2 separate regions of the Homo sapiens genome follow, and region 1 is linked to region 2. A link is a contact called in ENCODE Hi-C or POLR2A ChIA-PET data. All regions are on one chromosome and are shown on one strand. The core of a region is the stretch at or near the end of the contact, and the rest is flanking DNA. Distances in the headings are between cores, read along the strand shown.

Region 1 (5,489 bases), core at 1,176-3,675, 2.2 Mb after region 2:
TGCTTGATTAAAAGAGTTACAGTTTTTGCTCTGATTGTTTAAAAAAAGAATCTATCACTGCTACTGATCCAAGAGGTGAGGGTTGGCATGGGGTGGGCACTCCAGTAAATACGTAAGTTGTCTTCCTGCCGTCTTGTCCTGGTGGAGCAGAGAGAGGTGCCTTTGAGCATGGGCCTGGAACCAACAGCTACTTTCCTGGAAAATTCTTCAGTTTCCAGAAGCAGTGGCCAGGTGAGCCGGGGCATGAAACCAGACGAAGTTGCCGCAGTGCGAGGCTGGTTCTGTTTGCCTCAGTTCTGAAGTTAATGGTCCAAGTTCACCACTCATAGAGCGTCAGCCTGTTGGGGAGACGGAGGCCCTGACGGCCATGCCAGGGTGCCCCCAACCCTTTGTTTAACCACGGCTGTGGACCAGTGGTCTCAGATGTTTACCATCGCCTGTTTATAAGAGGGAAGTGTGGTCATATTTCTATCTCTCTTGTGGGCTGCACGGTTGCCTTACTGGGGTTCATGTGGGAAGTGGTTACCGTTAGGAGGAGGATGAAATAACAGTACTCACAAAAAGGCTTTGATCCAGGGATCTTTTTAAATGTCATCTTTTGGCCACTGTGTTTTTTTATTTTTATTTTTTGCTATCTGCTTTAACTTCAACGATGAGAAAATCAAACCATATGCTGGACATCATTCTGCCCAGCTGGGCTGAGTCAGAATTGCAGTTCAAACTACTTCTGCTCTCCCTGGGTTTCGTGTGCTTTCAATGTGGGGATATCTTCCAGATCTGCAGTTCTCCAGAGCTAGGGACCCCTCAGCTCCAGCTGCTCTCTGGACAATACCTGAACATCCCTACAATATCTGAAATTGAATGTTTGCCATTTCTTCTTCTTTCTCCTCACACAACCTACTCTGATGTTCATGATTACTGGAGCCCCCAGGTTCTAAAAAGTGTTGAATTAGCAAGTGAACAAATAAAATGAGACCCAAAGAAACTGTGATCTTAGCATCCTGTTTTCTGGGTGAGGTTGAGGGTCCTTGGCCTCTCTTGCTGGTGGAGATGGGCTTTATGACTTTGGGGAAGTCAACTTGACTTCCTGGGTGTTGGTCTTCTCTTCTACAAAATGACAAGCTTGAAGGGAGAATCTGAAAGAATCTGTGTATCCGTTCTCAGATTTTCTTTTTTTTTCTTTTTTTTTTTTTTTTTTTTTTTGAGATGGAGTCTCGCTCTGTCGCCCAGGCTGGAGTGCAGTGATGCGATCTCGGCTCACTGCAAGCTCTGCCTCCGGGGTTCATGCTATTCTCCTGCCTCAGCCTCCCGAGTAGCTGGCACTACAGGCGTCTGCCACCACACCTGGCTAATTTTTTTTTTTTGTATTTTTAGTAGAGACGGGGTTTCTTTGTGTTAGCCAGGATGGTCTCCATCTCCTGACCTCGTGATCTGCCTGCCTCGGCCTCCCAAAGTGCTGGGATTACAGGCATGAGCCACCGTGCCTGGCCAGTCTCAGATTTTCATGATAGCCCTCTGAACTCTCCTTGGCTTCTTGCCTTTGGCTGTTTTCTCAATGCATATATTTTCCTGGGGGACAAATCTAAGTTTTCATCTGATGCTCTGCCTTCAGAGGGGAACCATTCCTTAATGACCTATTTAATTGTATTATCATTGTTGTTTAATTCATCACATATTTACTGAGCTTCTTTTGTTGGTGGTGGTGCCATCAGACACAGTGGTCCAGGAGCTGCAATGCGTTGCTGATGAGGATGGTCACACATAGCTCTGCCCTCATGGAGCGTCCCAGGGTGAAATGAGACCTCCCCTGAGAACCGACTCCCAGGGTAGGGGAAATCAGTCTGCAGGCAAAGAGGAATTCAAATTTAGCCTGAAGCACAGGTTTTCTGTGCTTCTAGGCACCGGCTGCATTCCAACCGTAGTGCCATAAAAATACAGGAAGGAAGGGAAACGTGTTCACAGGTTGGTTAGAGATGTGGAAACCAACAATCAGCTCTCTCTTATCCGTAAGAAACTAGAATCTACTGCTGGCTTCAGTCCCTCAGACCTGCTGCTCAACAGAGTGCCCTTTCAAACCTGGGTTAGACTCTGTGCTAATGGCTTTTTTCATGAACCTCAGACAGCCGGAAAGTATATTCTTTGAGGATTATGATCGACTAGGATGCTCGGGAATCTTTAAAGAGAAGCACTATCTTGGCTATATTTGCCCTCAGTTGTTTTAAGGCCAGTGAGGAGACTGAGCATTTCAGAGGTGAAGCATTTAGAGGATGGCCTCTGAAAGCATACGGCTCAGTAAACAACTGACCCATCCTTTGTCACCGTTTTTGTCCAGCGGCTGTCACCATAGGGGCTCCTCTGGTGTGGAGGAGAGAGAATTAGAGGCAGCAGGCCTGGGTTCTAGGTCTGCCTCATTGTGAACCAGCTTCAGGACCTTGGGTGAGTCACTTTTCTGCCCTGGCCCCTGGCTTCCTCTTCTATAAACTGAAGGTGTTGGCTTAGCAGGATTTTAAAGTTTCTTCCACCTTAAAAACTCTGATTCCTGCACTTGCATTCAAAGAAATGACTCTATTACTCATTTGAATAGTTTCAGAATCACTGTATAGTCAACTCTGGACTAGAAATGGGGGCCTGCAGTTGAGGACAGGATGGAAAGAGGTTTGGGGTTCAGGGTGGGCTGTGAGGGCTAGGATTCTTGATTCCTCATGATTTGCAATTGGTTGTTGGTGTTACCATGGAAGGTTCTCAACCATGGCTGCTTTTAAAAATTTTGATGCTCAGACCACCCCTGGAGACCAGTGAATTTCAAATTTCTACAGGCCGGCCTGGGGAAATCCATGTTTTTTAACTTTCCTAGGTGATTCCGGTATGTGGCCGGGATTGAGAATCACAGCCATAGATGCTTATGTAAAGCTGTGTTCAGTGTTACAGGCATCTGTTCTGGGTGGAAAGTGATAGTGGTTGGTCAAAAAAAAAGCGTGCACACACACACACACACACACACACACACACATACACAGAGAACAGCTCTAGGTTCTGGAAGTGTGTTGATTTGGTCACCACAAGTGCTGGTGGTGAGTAGTTGCCCTGAGGTTTGGAGTTCCAGTTCCCTCCTATCTCTGGGTCAGTGGTTTCTCAACATCTTTGAAGTAGTGAAACCATCTGTAGTTGGTTATTTCTGCTCAGAAACTCACAGTACAAAGTGGGGGGTGGTGCAGGGGGGTGGAGCTGGAATGGATTAAACAGGCCCTTACAAATGCCCACACTTTTTTCATGAAACTAAGTTAGAGGCCTTAGCCAACTCCAGCATACCTTAGTGTCAGTTCTTTGGCATTGCCCCGGTGGATTCTAGGGGCTGTGAAGGCTGTAGGGGTGTGTGTTACTCCCTGCTGCTTTGGTGAGAGAGTGTCCCTGTCTTTGGCTGAGAGCATCCTGTCCTGCCACTTCATCAGCAGTAGCATCTAAACAGCCCTTGAAGGGAATCAGTATCTACAGCCTAAGAAATCTGATGGGACACATCTCTCTGCATTAAAATATTAACAGAAAAGGTCAAACTGGGAAGGGGCAGCTAAGTTGGAATATCTCATTCAGGTAAAGGGATGGGCTTGTGGATCCTTAATTGGTGTGAAATGCGCCCTAGGAGGGGAGACTATATCAGTGCTGAAAGCCCTTGAGGGCTTTCACAGATGAAGGGGGATGGTATGAGAAGCTTTACAAATAACAAGGTTTGAGATGCAGTTGTAGACACATGCCAGATGTAGGTTGCTATTTTCTCAGCTCAATGAGGAATCTGTCAAGGCACTCTTAGAAATGGAAAATATAGTTCCTGCCCTCAGGAACTATAGTGTCACGTGATAGCAGTGAAGACCTTCTATGTCCTGGCCACACAGTGAGGATCAGAAGACAGAGCATGGAGAGTGGAATGGGACACATGGATCAAGGAACGTGGACCTGAGCAAGCAAAAGCAAGTCACTCGGGTCCCACTATCACATTGCATATCTTCTCCTTTTTTTTTTTTTTTTCTGAGACGGAGTTTCGCTCTTGTTGCCCAGGCTGGAGTGCAGTGGTGCGATCTCAGCTCACTACAACCTCCACCTCCCAGGTTCAAGCGATTCTCGTGCCTCAGACTCCCAAGTAGCTGGTATTACAGGCGCCTGCCACCACACCTGGCTAATTTTTAGTAGAGATGGGGTTTCACTATGTTGGCCAGATTGGTCTTGAACTCCTGACTTCAGGTGATCTGCCCACCTCAGCCTCCCAGAGTGCTGGGGTTACAGGCATGAGCCACAGCACCAGCCTCTTCTCCTTTCTAACGTGATGTCAGTGTCTCTGGGAAGCAGCCTTAGTTGGCACCTCACTGGCAGCAAGAATGACTTCATGTTCTTGCTCCCATGAAAATTCTCTGCTTTCAGGAATACACTTTCCTCTAGGTTTTTTCTTTGTCTGCAAGTGGGGGGGTGTTCTTTGCCAGATCCCTGCTTTGATGATTACCATCTGCCCACCTGAGTTTCCTGCATAGTTTCAGTTGGAAACTCTTTTCTCTTTGGACCCTAAGATACCGTGTAATAGGATTGTTCTTGGTTTCAGTAGGCACCTGGCACCCTCTCAGCTGTGGCTGCATTTCAGGTATGGATGGGAGTGATTATCTGTGCATCAGAAAACTCAAGATTGTCATGTGAGCAAGTTGTGTGATCATCAGTAAATGCAGAGCTGGCTTTGTTAGGCCCTGGTTGTGGCCAAGGCTTTCCTTTCCCGGCGGGTGATTATTCCAGATTTCATGGTCACTAGCTGAGTGTAATCAGGAGCAGATAAGAAAGCCCTGTATAGAGCAAAGTATGCATTTCTTAAGGTGGTGGGGGAGGTGGCAGAGGCATTATATAGACGTGTGTGTTTGTGCATGTGTTTAAAAAAAGACTTATATTTTCTGGGCAGCAGAACTTAAGTTTCCAGTAAACATCTCCTCCCTTTTTACTTTACCTTTTAATTTTGTGTTTATGGTCTCTGTGCTTTGAAATTGTTTTTGCTGTGATGCCAGCCCTGCCTGAAATGGGTGGAGCAAGCCAAGCCCTTTGGAAGCCATGGTTTAGATCAGAGTTCTTGTACTGACATGGCCCAGCTGATTGACAGCTCAGATGTGATCACTCCGTCTCAACTAGAAGAATAAAAATAAAAACCTTGAGCTGGAGCGGAGAGGGGTCACACATTTGTTAGTTTATCCCCTACTCTCACCTTTATCGCAGGAGGAGTGATAAAGTGCTGCTGTGTGTAATTCTGGTCTGGGGTTGGTTTTCTGTAGTCCCAAACCTGGGACTAATTCTCCCTGGAGCCCGTGGCCCAGAAGATGGGTGCACAGTAGGGTTACTTGATGCTAAACGGCTTTCCCGATAGACTTGGGATCTCACTGTTCTTGTCTTAGCTTTACTTGTTGGGTTGGAGGAGGTGAGGTGGGTGGGCAGGGGCCTAGGGAAGCCCACTATAGAAACACTGGGAC
Region 2 (5,601 bases), core at 1,547-4,046:
ATCTGAGTCTCCAAAAAGGAGAAAGGGTTAGGGATCATTTGGTCTCACCTTCCCTCCTGCTTTTACAGAAAGGGAACCAGAGAGGTATAGTGACTTGTTTATGTCATGCAGTGACTTGACAGCACAGTGGGACATGAACTTGGAGTCTTGGATGTGCAGTCCTGATCTTGCTCCCAGCACTGCTCAGGGAAGACATTCTTCCTGCTCTGCCTTCCCACCTCTCCTCCCAGGCTCCTGTGATCCCCACAGGGAGAGCTAGAGCTTCTATAAAAACTGCTGTAATTGATTCTTAACAGGAAGTGAGGGCTTTTTCACTTTGAGTTGACAACCACAGCAGCTACACACACACACACACACACACACACACACACACACACAAACACACACACAAACACAGACATACAGTTAAGGTTTAAATATCTGTCCCCTCTGAAACTCATGTTGAAACTTATTCCCCAATGTGGCAGTAGTGAAAAGTGGGATCTTCAAGAGGTGATTGGGCCATGAGGACTCTGCCCTCATGAATAGATTAATTCATTCATGGATTAATGGATTAATGGGTTCATGGATTAATGGGTTATCACGGGAATTGGACTGTTGGCTTTATAATAAGAGGAAGAGAGATCTGAGCTAACATGCTCAACCCCATCACCATGTGATGCCCTTCAGGGCCTCAGGACTCCGCAGAGTCCCCACCACCAAGAAGGACCTCACAAGGTGCAGCCCTTCAACCTTGGACTTCTCATTCTCCAGCACTGCAAGAAAGAATTCCTTTTCTTTATAAATTACCCAGTTTCAGGTACTCTGTTACAAATAACAGAAAACCGACTAAGACACACACACCCCAAGTTTGTACACAACCATGTGCACACACACAGTCACTTGCCCATACTCCTACGCATTCAGGCACCCAGCTGGGAACACAGCGTGCCTTTCTTTCTAGTGCCACAAGATACCCATTTATAGGCTTCCAGCTTGTGCCCTCTGACCTGCCTTACATTTTGATAGTAGAGGGTGGATTTGAGGGGGAAGAGCAGAGACCACAAGACCAGGCAGGGTTTCCTCAGTGGCTGCACTGCAGGGATTCAATGGGCAGCAAAGGCCCCCACACCCCAGGCTGGGCCTCATGGCTGAGACTCATCAGTCTTGGGCCTGGAGGGGCTGCTCTCAGTCTAACAGGCCTGACTGACAGGGAAACCACCAATTTGTCATTGGGTTCCAATCCCGAGTAGCTGGGATTACAGGCGTGCGCCATGACGCCTGGCTAATTTGTTTTGTATTTTTAGTACAGATGGGGTTTCACCATATTCGCCAGGCTGGTCTCAAACTCCTGACCTCAGGTGATCTGCCCGCCTTGGTCTCCCAAAGTCCTGGGATTACAGCCGTTAGCCACCTCACCCGGCCAGACAAATGTTTGTTGCATGAATGTCTTGCCCCTCACATCTGTGTTCCGTCCAGCCTTCCTCGCCTCTCCTTTTTCTTGGTGCCCTGGCTGTGGCCACAGTACTTTCCTAGGAGGAGGCCTATGCAGGCGCGTAAGGAACTCGGTGAAGGAGTCAGGGCCCCCAACTCGGCTCTCGCGAGCTTGCTGTGTGACCTCAGGCCAGTCACCTCCCCTCTTCTGGCCTGGGTTTCCACACCTGCACAATGGGAACAGCAACCTCAGCTGCCTGCCGTCTCTGACGTGAGGGCCAAATAAGAAAAGGTGAGAAGCTGGTCGCAAAGCGGTAAAAAAAGCCTTCAGCGCCGAAGCCGGGGAGGAAGCCGCTGATGAAGCTATTGCTGAGAAGTGTGAAGCCCCCACCCGAGGATCCGCTTTTGAAGAGGGACCCGGGGAACGCGTAGGGGGAAACTGCCTTCCTCTTCCCTCAGTGGAAAGGGCTGTGCTCATGTCACTGTGAAACGAAGCTATTTTTATGTAGTACAACTGCGATTATGACAGGGCCTCTTCCTGAAGGGGAAGGGTGGGGAGGAGACCTGAGTCATCAGTGGGGCGGCCGGCCCCACAGGCTGACACAGGCAGCTTGTGGAAACCAGGCCCCCCGCCCTGCCTTCCGCAGGTAGAGGCCCCAGAGAGGGGAAGGGGCCGACCACCTGCTCCCGAGCCATTCTCGGGCTCGGCCAGCCATTGGGCTGGGAACCTGTCAATCCTGGTTGATCTTCCAATGAGCTGTGAACTGGTCTTCCGGGAGGACTTACAGGAGGCTGGAAACGGGGCCTGGCGCGCGCTTCCCTCTCAGTGCGAGGCTGACTGGTTGGACTCGCCGGGCTCTACTGTGGGCCCCACGCTATGTTTAGACGCCCGACGTGTCCCATTTTATTGAACTCGTCCTGCCCCCCAAGTAGGGACGATTTACCTCCATTTTCTAGATAAGGCACTGGGGGCTCCGCGAGGGGATGTGGCGGACTGGAGCCCAGCTGCACTCCTGACGGGACTGAATGCGGGGCTGAGGGAGGCAACAGGAAGAATGAGTATTTTCTTTACTGGAAGGGCAGGGAAAGGTTTCTCTCAGAAGGTGACATTTGAGCTGGGCCCTAAACAATGAGCAGGATTTAGCTGTCTTGAGGAGGGGGAGAGGGAAGGGCATGTGACCCGGAAAGGATGCAGCCTGGGCAAAGGCAGGGAGGTGTGCATGGCTTGTTTGGGGGTGTCGAGCAGGTCGGGGGGGCTGGGTGGGGAGTGGCCGCGGGGCGTAGGTAGGGGAGGGCCTGGCATGACAGGCTAAGGGGTGTAGGCTCCTTGGGGTTCCTTCAGCGCTGTGCAAGCCCTGAGCATCCTCCCAGAGGTGTGGCCCTGCAGAGAGAGGGGAGGGAGCCCACTGGGGGAGGCGAGCTGAAGGAGTGGCCTGTCAGGTGGGTTTCCTGCCCTGGAGCCTGAGCTCAGGCAGTGGCTGCCGTGCCCCGCCGCCGCCCTCTTCTGCCGCCTCCTCCACGCCAGCACTTTTGCATGCAGTACTCCCTTCAGTCGTCACAGCCACCTGCAAGGTGAATATTACCACCTTTATTTCATAGGGGAGGTAACAGGTTTAGAGAGGTTAGAGGAGCCGCCCCAGGTCACACAGCCCCTCTTGATATTCTTCAACAAAAGAATCCTCTCTGACCCCTGCTCTCAGTCAACGGAACAACCAACAACCTCCTTCCTTCAGAGAAATAGGGACCCTGAGGCTGCAACCCAACTGTAATCATCTGCCTCCAGGCACCCTCTGCACAGACTCAGCTGTTAAATATAGATGGCCGCTTAGAGATCCTTTTGTTCTCTTTACATATTACAGATGGGGAAACTGAGGCCTAGTGAGGAAGAGACTTGCTTGGGGCCCCACAAATGGACCTAGATTGGCGAGCCTCTTTTGAGCCAGAGTCTCACTGGGGTTCTAGCCCAGCTGGGAAGTTGAGCAAAGAGGGATAAGTGGGTTACAGCTCAAGGACTGGGGGTGCCTTGGGGCTTCTAGGAGATGAGAGCCGAAAGGCATTCAGCCCTTTAACCCCACTCCAGAGCTTCAGACTGTTCCTTCTCAAGACACTTTACTGCCATCTGTCTGAAAAGTGTGCTAATAAATATGCAAATTTTGGTGACTTGAGAGGACTGGTGTCCTCTTGAGTTGTACAGGGCACAATTTGCAGATTTGTGAGTGATCACCAAGCCCCGAAGATGCAGCGAGGTCTCTGGCAACTCCCTTTCTCAGTCCCTTCTCTATTCCTCTCTTCTTCTTTGTCCCTCTCAGACTGGGACTGGGGGTGGGGGCAGGGGGGGGATTTCCTACTAGGGTGGGAGGAAGAAGGGTGAAGGAAGTAGGGTAGGAGGAGGGGAAGTGTGGAGGACAACAGAGGGAAAGGGTAGAACTTATTTCTGCTGTCAGAAACCGAAACCAAAAGTCCTGGCAGGAGTTAATGTGAGAGGGAGGTCTGTAGCAAGAGGCTGAGGAGCAAAGCCTTCACATCTGAGGACAGCAGCCCTGTCAGAGACACCCTGGCTGCAACCTCGGTGTCACTTAGACCAGGGCTTGCCTCTCATGCTGACAAGAAGCATGCAAAGGCAGTCTGTTTTCTCTGGGGATACCAAAGGCCCCTCCAGACCTTACAGTGCCCAGCACTGGTGTTAGGATCACTGCTGGAAAGGGGAGGGGGCACTAACTCAAGTCACCATGTCATCTAATAGCCCAAGAGTGGGTGACCCTTTGTCTTGTCTGGTATTAGTCTGTGTGGACCTGCATACACCCATGAGGCTGAGGCTGGGGGCAGCCGGCATCTGTGTGTCTAGCATAATGGGGATCCTCTTTCCCCAAGTCAAGCTTAGGACGTGTGGTATAACATAGATTTTTGTGATCCACCTGGCTGTGAGAGGTCATTTAGGTGCCACAATAATGGATTCTTTGGGGCACTTCATACTCTATTATAACAATAGGAGAAAATGTTTGCAACTTGGACTTGTCTTTTAAAATTCAGATTGTGTGGCCACTATTTCTTGTGAACTTTGTGATTCAACGAGCCAATTGTGTACTGGGAACCCAGATGGTGCCCCTCCCTTGAGGCTTGCTGGGTCCTCTGTGTAGGGATAGACTCTGTTCCGGGCGCCGTGGCTCCCAGTTCCAGACTGGCAGCCCTTTGAGCGGCTGAAACTTTAATTCATCTTTGTATCTCCCATGATGATAGGAACCTCCTGTCTCCTCAGGGGTTCTCAGAGTGTGAGTTTCTGGCTTCTCCATTCATCCCTCTGAGGCTGACATATCTGTGCTGGCTTCACAGAGGCAGAGAAGAATGGGGAGCATGCAGGGGAGGTGGACTGATGGATCAGGGCACAGGGGAACCTGGCTCCACCATTTCCCAGCCCTGAGGCCTTGGACAAGTTACATTTCTGAGTCTCAGTTTCTTCATCTGTAAATGGGGATGATTTAAATAGTTGACTTTTACTGAGCATGTTCTCTGGGTCAGGCACTGCGTTAAGCATATTGCAGGCAGACTTATTCAGAAAGCATTTATGAGGGCCTCCAATGTGTAAGGAACACCACAGTGTCAGAAGGAGAGGCTTGAAGAAGATAGGTGACTGGCCAAGGTCACATGCAGGTGAAGGAGTGGCAGAACTTGTACCCCAGAGCCCACTCTTATAACGAGCCCTCTGTATTGGATGGCCCCAGCAGACCCGAGAGGACAGGCCAGTGGAGAGCTCAGCATGGAGTCAGGTGGGGGAGACTCCTCTGTTCTCAGTGGAGGCCAGGCCCAGCTGTCCTGGAAGGAGCTAGAAGCCTGAATTCAGGTTGTGGAGCAGTGAGAGTCCAGCCCCACACAGGATGCCATGGGAGGAGGCCCTTCAAACCGGGATTCTGAAAGAACACATCCAATAGAAGGGGCAAGGGCTGCTGAGGGCCCTGAGGAGGGGGCGTGGGCTACCCATGAGCAGGCCCTTCACTCGTGGCCTCAGCTGCCCCTGCAGAAGGCTGGAGCCTGAGAGGAAGCCAGCCAAGTGAGCGGTGGAGGAGGAAGCTGGTCACATTCAGTTCTGGCTGACTCACGGGATCTGGGCTGAAGGACATATGTCTGGGAGTGCCCCAGAAAATATCTCACTGATATGGGAGATTTACTGGACTGCCTTTGGGGATTAGGCGT

Evidence for each region. Hi-C counts contacts between places; a loop is a spot of excess contacts on that map. ChIA-PET counts read pairs that join two places held with the same protein, here RNA polymerase II (POLR2A). Pooled maps may share reads with other maps.
Region 1: a map with no recorded cell type shows a loop between it and region 2 (7-fold over the local background). The contact joins two enhancer-like sites. A Hi-C loop is called at or near these places in 1 of 37 single-sample maps with no recorded cell type and 3 of 50 pooled maps. POLR2A ChIA-PET finds 5 or more read pairs at or near these places in 1 of 52 experiments (activated T-cell).

The regions. Positions count from the first base shown.
Region 1 is chr15:67,082,891-67,088,379 of GRCh38, forward strand. All of the region lies in intron 1 of SMAD3 (SMAD family member 3), which reads left to right. Among named protein-coding and RNA genes, the nearest start is that of SMAD3, 20 kb to the left of the region's middle. RefSeq lists enhancers at 210-329, 800-879. Within about 2 kb of position 2,426, at least 10 of the 41 ENCODE cell types and tissues checked have a DNase peak (open chromatin) inside an H3K27ac peak, as active enhancers do.
Region 2 is chr15:64,892,020-64,897,620 of GRCh38, forward strand. No RefSeq gene overlaps it. Among named protein-coding and RNA genes, the nearest start is that of ANKDD1A, 17 kb to the right of the region's middle. RefSeq lists enhancers at 1,415-1,524, 1,675-1,984, 2,779-3,377 and silencers at 2,525-2,574, 2,615-2,664. Within about 2 kb of position 2,797, at least 37 of the 41 ENCODE cell types and tissues checked have a DNase peak (open chromatin) inside an H3K27ac peak, as active enhancers do.